Regions from separate parts of the Homo sapiens genome. Here region 1 is linked to region 2. The links are chromatin loops, found by intact Hi-C in ENCODE. Cell type or tissue: Caco-2. All regions are shown on one strand. Each heading gives the region's core, and the rest is flanking DNA. Links, peaks and the distances in the headings are about the cores only.

Region 1 (5,383 bases), core at 165-5,164, 2.0 Mb before region 2:
CAAAAGCACAGGACTAAGTCTTGTCTATTCTGCGGCCCATGCCATACATACTTAGTCACCTAGTCCTCTGCCTGGTAGAAGGCTTCAATCACTACACTGGAGCTGAAGAGAAACAGTGTCACCGAGTATAAATAAAAACACTGCAACCCATAACTCCTGAAACACAAAACTCAAAGTCTGTATCTTATTGGTTACTGGTTAGTTGTATCATCTGTATTGGGCATTGAGGTACTAGCAATAATTAAAAATATAAGCTTGCAAAAATATTATAAATGCATTAGACCTAATAAAGATCTAGACAATGGATGAAAATATGTGGTTTGTGCTGTCCAGACCACAATCCTTGGAATCTAGTTGTGAAATGCTGCTCTATTCCCCTTAATAATTTTTAGAAATATCATCAATATCTGTTTTTGACAATTTTTATTAAAGTGGCAAATGGTCGTTAATCATTTTTAGATCAGTTTTTCCATTAGATACCAGACAGAATTATCTAGGTATGAAAAGCCAATCATAAATAAGGTACTATTCAGTTAAACCGCTTTGTTCACACAGAGAATCATGCTATTAGTTTGCATACTTCTTAAGATTTTAATTTCACACTCTTCAGTGTCACAATTATATTGTCAATTAAGTGTGTCATTAGCAAAACTGGGAACCCTCAGACATAACATTTCCATTCAAGTCAAAATTTATACTGAGTTGATGTCTAAAATGCTTACACTTACAAGATCTATCTTATTATAGCTCGGATAGTGTATTCCACTTTTTTGTCACTCTATATAGTCATCTACAAATAAGCAACAAAATAAAGTCATTTAAAGACCAGAATTAAGTGTCTGTTAAACTTCTTAGGTGTTGTAAAGTATTCATCTATTGACCCTGCTCTCCTAGGCTCTGAACAAGTTGTTCTATTTGGGCAACTGGCAAGAGGTATTTGGATCTTCTGAATAGAATGCCCTAAGAGATTCATAAACCTTTCAGAAGAAGAAAGGGTCTCAATACTTATTGAAACACTGCACATGAACTAACTTACTTATGTTATCTTATTTAATCTTCATAACAACCTTACTAGCCTGAAATTCCCAGCAGACCAGGAGTAGCACTGGTTTTACTCAACTTGTATCTTAAAGCAGCCAGCCAAGTGGAAAGAGAACAAACTTCCAATAAATATTCCTAGAAAGAGAAGCGGATAGAAGTGAAAGGAAAGATTAAGATGATATTATTGTACTCATTTTAAGGTTGAAAAATCTAAAATAAATACAGAAGGAGTAATATGTCCAAGATCACACTGGAGGAAGTTATGGGCCTAGCATTTCATTCCTGATCTTTCAGAATCCCAAACCGATGGTTTCTGGGCAAAATACGCTTCCATTCATATATGTACCTTCGTTCGCATTTTTACAACAATACTTCATTCATGCTAGCCACCAGCTAAGAGGGTCCCAATTATCTGGAATCTAAGTCCAAAGGAACACAATGATTGAACAAATGAGCTGTCAAAATATTTCTGCATCACTCACTTTCTGTAAAAACAGAACCACCTATTGTGGCAAGTCTGGGAACAGGTGAGCCCTTATTTCACCCTCCAGCTCCACATTTCGAGTCTCCTTATGAGTCAAGCATGCAAATGCCTGAGCTTCTTCACTTTGATGTTCACATAGTGAATATCTAACACATAGACATTCACAGAAATCTTCACAAAAGTAAGTTTTTGAAGAAATAAATTTTTTTATGAAGTGTTATTTGAGCACTCTGGAGCATCATACAAATGTAGGACAGACCGAAGGGCTACATGCAGCTTAATTTGAGTTAACATTTTTTGAAATTTTATATTGCAAAAGTATACGTATTTACCGTTGTGAAATTAGAAAGGATAGGCAAAGAGGGCGGTCTACAAAGCACTCCCTAGATCCACCATACTGAGACAATGCTTAATGCTTTGATGAATTTATTTATTTTATACTTTCTATGCGTATGCATGTATTGTATACATACATGTTCATGGTTAAATATAAACAGTTCTCCTTGGTGTTCTGTTTATCCATTTATTGTTATGAAGTAAATCCCCAAAGAGTACATTTCCTTTGCCCGAGGGAGTCTTTTGCTACATACTGCTGTACATAATGAAAACTAAAAAAGGGGCTAACTTTTCAGCCTTGTGACGTTATGGTGATTCAAACAGAGGCTTCATCAAAGGCAGATTCAGCAATGAACTTGGTGTGTGTAGGTGGTTATGCTTGGCATTATTGCCTGTAATAGTATGATAGGGATGATTTCAGTGTCTGCCAAAAGGGAATTGGTTAAGTAAACTGAGGTACATCCAAATGATGCATACTGTGTAGCTGAAAAGAAGAATGAGAAAGACTCTGTACTCACCTAGAACTTGGATGTATTCTGTGTGTTTTTTTAAAAGGGAGAAGGAATGGTATCGTATGTGTGGTATGCTACTTTTTGTGTTGAGAGAGAAGGGTAGAATAAGAATATACATGTGTATTTGCAAAGATAAATTCTGAAATGATATACAAGAAATGAATTAAAAGTGGCTGTGGAAGGAGAATAAGACTGTGAATGGGATTTTGTCACATACTTTTATAGATAGTTATATTTAAAATTTTTCTGGACTATATATTTGTACATATGACCCTTTTAAAAATAAGTGAATGAAGGAATGAAGTAGGATTATGAGAAAGAGATAAGAAAAAAGGATCTAAGGGGTTGCCCATCTTCTTAGTACCCAGTGAATATTAATACATAATAATAGCAGCAAAAATTGGAAGAGTAGCCCCAAGAGGGTGGTAGGGAGTCAGCCTTTCCTTTCTCTTTTCCTCAATTTCATATATTAAAAACATATATATACTGAGAACAATAAAACAATTTGAAACAAAAATGTCTCCAGATCTCTTCAAAGGAAGATGGGCAGCTTTATGTAGGGCACTTTCCAAAAATGGGCTGGTTTCCCTCAAGAGGCGGGGATTCTAGCCTACATGGGATACATATGGGAGAAAAAATAAGAAAAAGAAAAGAGATTTAAATATAAATAAATGAAAACACTTCTCCCTGATTATAATAATTTGGATGACAAATATTAGAAAAATCTCTGCCGCTCAAAACATTCTGGTTTGTTGCTTTTTATACTTTTTTATGCATGTAAACATTTTAAAAAGTAGAATCTTAATAGATAGCCTTTTGTCACTTACTATATTTTGGGCATATTTCTGTGGCAGTATTTTCTGGCGTCATCATTTTTAATGGTTGGATGTATATTAATTCATTTCCTTTCCTTTCCTTTTTTTCCTTTCCTTTCCTTTTTTTCCTTTCCTTTCTTTTCTTTTTTCTTTGTTTCCTTCCTTTCCTTCGTTTCCTTCCTTTCTTTCCTTTTCCTTCCTTCCTTCTTCCTTTCCTTTTTCCTTTTCCTTTTGTCCTTCCTTCCTTCTTTCTTTCCCTCCCTCCCTCCCTTCCCTCCCTTCTTCCTTCCTTCCTTCTTTCTTTCCCTCCCTCCCTCCTTCCCTCCCTCCTTCCCTCCCTCCCTCCCTTCCTTCCTTCCTTTCTTCCTTCCTTCCTTCCTTCTTTCTTTCTCTCTCCAAACTCCAGAGTCACATTTCACTTAATTTTTATCCTGTCAAATTTCAAAGCATTTTAACTTGGTGATTTTAATGTAAACAGGAGCAGGAGATAATGTAATTATCTAGGTCTTGCTCTGTCACCCAGGCTGGAGTGCAGTGCCATAGTCTTAGCTACTGCAGCCTCAAATTCCTGGGCAGAAGCAATTTTCCCACCTCAGCCTGCCGAGTAGCTAGGACTACAGATGTGCGCCACCACACCTAGCTATTTTTTAAAATTTTCTGTGGATATGTGAATTCGCTATGCTGCCTAGGCTTGTCTTGAACTCCTGACTTCAAGTAATCCTCCCACCTTGGCTTGTCAAAGTGCTGGGATTACAGGTGCGAACTACTGCTCCCAGCCGAGAGTTTAGTTTTGTTCACTAGTGGTGTTCTTGGTATCTTTTCTTATTTGAGGCTTTGGTGCTAGTGCTGAAGTATTACACTCAACACCCAAGGTTTACAGGACTTTTGTTTTAATATGGAAGAGATGGAACTGTTTAGTTCTGCATCTTTGCAGGTATACAAAATGTGCCTACCAGGACTCTGCTTTATATCCATTGAAAGTAAGAAGTAATACAGTAAAACTTTGCCAGGCTAGAGGCTTTGAAGGAATGGAGTGTTCTGGTTGAATTCTATTAACTTGGAAGTATGAAGGTGAACAAATTCAGAACTTAAATTTCCTTTGAATGCAATTTGAAAATACAGCCAATGATTCCACTTTTCTTCTCTAGTAAGTTTGGACATTCCATTCTACTTGGTGTTTTATTACAGAACTCCTAGTGTGCCTGAGTCTTACATTGTGAAGATACTTTTTTAAAGCTTTAGCAGTAAGAGGATGTAAATGGTTTTGTATGAGATCAGGCTGGATGAGAACTGATACTTGTAAACATACTTTTTAGAGTAAACCTCTGATTGCCACTTGTTTTCTTATGGAACTCATAAAAATAAAACACATTGGATGGAGGGTGGGAGTAGGAAGGAGAGTTATGTGTTATATGTTTTAATTGGATGTCATTGTTTCGTATCAAGACAGAACATATGGTATCCCTGGCTTTGGACCTACAGAAGGAAACACATTTTTCTACCTGCTGTATGGCAGAGGTTCTTAAACAGCTGGAGGGATTACTGCAGCAAAGATTGCTGATCCCTACTCCAGAGTTTCTGATTCACCAGGTCCAGGGTAGGGCCTGGGAATTTGCACTTATAAAGAGTTCTCAGGTGCTGCTGGTGCTGCTAGTCCAGAGACTACATTACTCTTCTCTACTAACTATAAATTGCAGAACTCTAGACAAAAACTTGGTTTGGTCTGGGATAAGAAGCACACAGGTTATGGAGCAAATCTGAAAGATTCAACCCTTGATCCCAGCCTAGTGTGGATTTCAGGTAACAAGCAGTACACAGTGACATAACACAATTCTTGGTTTTCATGATTGCAAGTCACAGGCAAGTATCAAGTGAGAAATTCAGTTTCATTTGCAAGGCTTAGAAAGGCCAGGTGATTCTAGAAAAATGGGCCTTGTATTTGTTTTAAACCGGTAAAGAGCTTTGAGTGCTTATTAAATTGAAAGCTCTTTAAATTTATTTTGTATTTTATTTTATTTTATTTCTTTTGAGATGAAGTTTCACTCTGTCACCCAGGCTGGACTGCAGTGGTGTGAGCTTGGCTCACTGCAAACTCCGTCTCCCAGGTTCAAGTGATTCTCCTGCCTCAGCTCCTGAACAGCTGGGATTACAGGCACCCACTACCATGCCTGGCTAGTTTTTGTATTTTTAGTAGA
Region 2 (5,383 bases), core at 287-5,286:
TCCTTTTTGTTTCAACTAAGTACTCTCACATATATTAGTTTATAATAATGTTTGTTATTATTTTTTAAAGTGTTTTCCATTCAAGGAAAAGAAGTAAATTCCTATGTCAGAGTAACCAAGGTGGTTGAAGAATAGGTATTAGCCAGAGAGGTGTAGATGGTAAAAATCAATCTTCAAGCCTCAAAGAAGCTCCATGAACAGAGAGGAATGCCAGGTGTCACAAGCTTTCCTTCACTCTAATTCATTCTTGACTAGAGCCTGTATGCCTGTTCCAGGGACATTTAAACTCCTAAAGGATTTCTTATGATCTTTACTAAATAAGAAGAATGCCAGCCAGCACTCTTTTGTGTACTGGGACATGTGGTCATGTGATTAAAACAGGTAACATCAACTCTGACTTTAAAATGTATTATAGACACAAATGCTCTAAGCTAGGAAAGGTTTTCCACATCTACAGTCAATGAAGGGAGCCTTTCGTTCCTCAGAAATGATCAGTTTTTAGGTCATCGAGAAAGAGTACAACTGCTGCAGCTCATGATGCAATATCTTCATGAGCCCAGAGCACATACAAATCCGAAGGGAACTACCATAGTACAGCGCTAATTGTTGGCACCGGAACAAATGAAACACACTCTATCCTGCACAAACCTGCCACAGCAGGCCACTTTCCTCTTCTGTGAGATTTTAAAAGCTCCCCCAAAATGTTATTACTCCCATCACCAATACACAGAAAATAGGGGAAAGGCTGTTTCCAGTTCTCGGCCTTTAAACAACTCTAAATGTCAGTACTCATAGTGGCATATTACAAAGTAATAAACAGTGCACACCTGGGGGCAAACCACATATTGAGCTAATGAAGAGCTCACTGTGATTAAGATTAGATCAAACAATAGCAGAACATAAGCAAATTTTATCTGAATTCCGTAATGAACATACATGCTGCGATAACATTAAAAAAGCATGGCAGCCTATTCCAAACCAGCAATAATAATTTTGTGCAAATAGTGGGTCTTTGTGTATTTGAACTCCCACCACGTAAGGGCAAACTCGATATGCATGCTAATGACCTACAACTATGAAACTAAAAAAGAAAAATGCTGAAGGATGCCAGAGTAAACATCAGTGAAAGCCACAGAGACCCACTCTCCTTTAACTTTTTACAAATAAACTATAAATTACAAATAATCATGAGTGGCTCTAACATTCAAATGAAGTAAATGAATTGGGTAGGAGATGAACCCCATAACTTTGTTTCCTTTTTTAAAATTTCTTGAGCAGCTCTTTGATGATGGTGATGTTTATCTCCTTCTTCTCAGCAGCCAAGCCCAGCAAAAGAATGGCATACGGGAGTTGCTGCACAAGCCTGGGTGCTCCACGCTGTCAGTGAGGCTCACCTCACAAAGATCTTTGGAGAGAAGGAGGTGGGGATCCGAGTGCAGTGAGAGCCTCCCCTGCCCCTGCCTGCCCACCCTGCCTGAGGACTCTACTCACCACCATGCTTATCAGCACCCACAAGCTCCTGGGGGGCTGGGGCTCCTGGACCAGGCTCATCAGCAAGCTTCAGGGCAGTGGCCGGGAATTTGCTGTGTCCCTCGTTGTAGTCACCACAAGCCGCAACATCTTCTCCAGCAGCTCCAGCAGCTTCACCTGGAGGGAGGGGTGCTCAGCTGTTATGCATCTACCGGCGCCCACCCTCACGCCCACCCCCACCCCTGCAGAGATGTTGCACACCCTACCTTCATCTCCTCCATGTCCTGGGCCAGCCTGATGATGTCCTCCTCCAGTTGCCGCATCTTTGGCACTGCCCCCTGGCTGTGTTCTAGGGTGATGAACTTTCCTGCAGGAGGACAGGGCTCAGACGCTGAGGTCCCTCCGACGGCCCTGCAGCTCCCCCTGCCGTGCCCTGGCCTCCCACTAACTGATGACTTCTGTCTTTCCAGTACTGGATGAATCGAAGTTCTAGTTTCTCCGCTCGCTCCCTCAGGTCCACCTTCTCCTCCAGGAGGTCCATAAGGCCACTCTGGAGCCAAAATAATGGGGTCACATCTCGGCAGCAACACCCACCCCTGCCCTTCTTGGCCCATGCCAGGACTCAGTCACCTCCAGCTTCTCCATGACCTCCTGCATGGCCCGGTGGGTCTCCCCACTCACAGACTGGCCCCTAGTCACTGGGGCTGGGACCGCTGCCTCTGGCTTCTGCTGGGCCGAGGCCACCAGGTGAGCCATGCGCTGGCAGCACACCCTCTGCTCTTTCACCTGCTCTCATAACCGTGCCTGCTCCTCCTGGGCATTGGCTCCAGCGGAGTTGAAAAATGCAACCTGAGGGCAAGAGGTGAGCATTCTTGTAGGGGCATACACAGAACGAACGGGGCAGAGAGGTGGAGTGCAGCCTCTTCCCTTGGGGCCTCAGAGAGTGCATCTGTTGGTCACAGGTGAAATGGTGTCTGACCACTGGCTCCTGGAAGGGATGAGGGTCCAGAGAAATCAGAAGGCAGGGAAACCAAGAGCATAAAGGGGTCTTGGAGGGACCACAGAGGAAGGTGGCAAAATGGGTACAGGGGGAGTCAGGCTCACCGTGGCCTCCCAGCTCTCCAGGTCCTCTGGGTTGCTTGGCATGGGCCGAGGTGCCTCCTCCTCACTGTCCAGATGTCCTCCTCTATCTCCTGTGGGGGGTGGCCAGAAGGGTCCTCAGACAGCCCAATAAGGGAGGTACTGTGGGCCCACCTCTGCCTCCACCCTCACTGTGTAACACTGAGCCAGCCACTACCCAGAGAGCAGCTGCTGTTCTTTATTTTTACTTTTAAGAACCAAGATCAGGCATAGTCCCACTACCAGTCGATGTGGGAGTTCTGACCCGCTCCCTTTCTGACCTGGGCCAGTTCAGCCATCCTTAGGCAACTTGGTGGCCCCCCGCTCCCAGGAGGACATCATATTGATGCCAAACTTAGTGCGGGCACCCGGTCGGCATAGGGACCAGCTGTTCTAAAGGTCTCTTCCAACCTTTGCCTTTTTCTTTGCTGCGGCCAATTTGCTCTGTTGAGTTTCTTCTGCCATTGCGGGGTGGGGAGGGAGGCGGGGTTGGGGCCACGTGAGCAAAATCCCAGTGAGCACTGATGAACACCTCCACTTGCCTACCAGGCAGCTGTGTGACTGAGCCCGAGGAGGCACAACTAGGGCCCCCATAGAATGCAGAACAGGGGCGTGGCCTTAATGCTCCAAGCCCATTGGTCAATGACAAAGATGAAAGGGAAAGGGGGTGTGGCCAGGCAGCAGTATGTCCAGAGGGACCTGTGGCTCACAAGGAAAGCTGTCCATGCAACTGCTGTCCCCGCCTACTCTGAGGGGAGGGGCCGCCCCCTCTGGGAGAGGGGAGGGGCCGGCTTTTGCTTTAAAAGCTTTAAAACTTTAAAAAATATATGTGTGTATACTTTATGTATATGTGTGTGTGTGTGTATCTATGTGTTCCTCCAGAGCTGTCTTCATTATCCAGCTTCTATGCAAGGTCTACGATTTTGGCCTATATTTTTCATCTTCAAACACAGTACAAAAATTACCAGTATTACCATAACTGAGATAAAGATCCTATAAAAATGGAAAATCCATAGCATGCTTGATGATTAACGAAGCAGACTATATTATCCAACATTCCAATAAGATAAAATAATCACAAGTTTCTTTTTTTTGGAAAAAGGTTTCTCTTATTCTCCTATGTTATTGTTAAAAAATTTTTTCTTAAACAAGAAACATGTCTAATATCTGTAACAACACAAAGCTTTTGGGCCAGATGCGGTGGCTTGCGCCTGTAATCCCAGCACTTTGGGAGCCCGAGGCGGGTGGATCACCTGAAGTCAGGAGTTCGAGACCAGCCTGGCCAACATGGTGAAACCCCATCTCTACTAATAATACAAAAACTAGCCAGGTGAGGTAGTGGGTGCCTGTAATCCCAGCTATTCAGGAGGCTGAGGCAGTAGAATCACTTGAACCCGGGAGACGGAGTTTGCAGTGAGCCAAGCTCACACCACTGCAGTCCAGCCTGGGTGACAGAGCGAAACTCCATCTCAAAAGAAATAAAATAAAATAAAATACAAAATAAATTTAAAGAGCTTTCAATTTAATAAGCACTCAAAGCTCTTTACTGGTTTAAAACAAATACAAGGCTCATTTTTCTAGAATCACCTGGCCTCTCTAAGCCTTGCAAATGAAACTGAATTTCTCACTTGATACTTGCCTGTGACTTGCAATCATGAAAACCAAGAATTGTGTTATGTCACTGTGTACTGCTTGTTACCTGAATTCCACACTAGGCTGGGCTCAAGGGTTGAATCTTTCAGATTAGCTCCATAACCTGTATGCTTCTTATCCCAGACCAAACCAAGTTTTTGTCTAGAGTTCTGCAATTTACAGTTAGTAGAGAAGAGTAATGTAGTCTCTGGACTAGCAGCACCAGCAGCACCTGAGAACTCTTTATAAGTGCAAATTCCCAGGCCCTACCCTGGACCTGGCGAATCAGAAACTCTGGAGTAGGGCTCAGCAATCTTTGCTGCAGTAATCCCTCCAGCTGTTTAAGAACCTCTGCCATACAGCAGGTAGAAAAATGTGTTTCCTTCTCTAGGTCCAAAGCCAGGGATACCATATGTTCTGTCTTGATACGAAACAATGACATGCAATTAAAACACATAACACGTAACTCTCCTACCTACTCCCACCCTCCATCCAATATGTTTTATTTTTATGAGTTCCATAAGAAAACAAGCAGCAATCAGAGGTTTACTCTAAAAAGTATGTTTACAAGTATCAGTTCTCATCCAGCCTGATCTCATACAAAACCATTTACATCCTCTTACTGCTAAAGTTTTAAAAAAGTATCTTCACAATGTAAGACTCAGGCACACTAGGAGTTCTATAATAAAACACCAAGTAGATTGGAATGTCCAAACTTACTAGAGAAGAAAAGTGGAATCATTGGCTATATTTTCAAATTGCATTCAAAGGAAATTTAAGTTCCAAATTTATTCACCTTCATACTTCCAAGTTAATAGAATTCAACCAGAACACTCCATTCCTTCAAAGCCTCTAGCCAGGCAAAGTTTTACTGTATTACTTCTTGCTTTCAATGGATATAAAGCAGAGTCCTGGTAGGCATTTTGTATACCTGCAGAGATGCAGAACTAAACAGTTCCATCTGTTCCATATTAAAACAAAAGTCCTGTAAACCTTGGGTGGTGAGTTTAATACTTCAGCACTAGCACCAAAGCCTCAAATAGGAAAAGATACCAAGAACACCGCTAGCAAACAAAACTAAACTCTCGGTCAGGAGCAGTAGTTCGCACCTGTAATCCCAGCACTTTGACAAGCCAAGGCGGGAGGATTACTTGAAGTCAGG

Evidence for each region. A loop is a pair of places that touch in the nucleus more often than their neighbours do. Peaks named below come from ENCODE experiments on the same cell type or tissue, not always from the same donor. Only the 100,000 strongest peaks of a DNase experiment are listed, where the experiment ranks them.
Region 1: a loop joins it to region 2, with 15 times the contacts of the local background. A loop is called at or near these places in 5 of 110 quality-filtered maps.

Annotation. Positions count from the first base shown.
Region 1 is chr15:101,782,855-101,788,237 of GRCh38, reverse strand. No RefSeq gene overlaps it. Among named protein-coding and RNA genes, the nearest start is that of OR4F6, 18 kb to the left of the region's middle. In Caco-2, for the core only: no CTCF peak of the experiment used is centred there; no DNase peak of the experiment used is centred there.
Region 2 is chr15:99,788,833-99,794,215 of GRCh38, reverse strand. It overlaps LOC124903563 (a long non-coding RNA gene), which reads right to left and starts at 2,660. Exons shown (of 3, transcript XR_007064776.1): 1 at 2,575-2,660; 2 at 1,737-1,837; 3 at 1-1,647. It also overlaps the pseudogene DNM1P46 and the pseudogene RN7SL484P. In Caco-2, for the core only: no CTCF peak of the experiment used is centred there; a DNase peak (open chromatin) is centred at 3,235.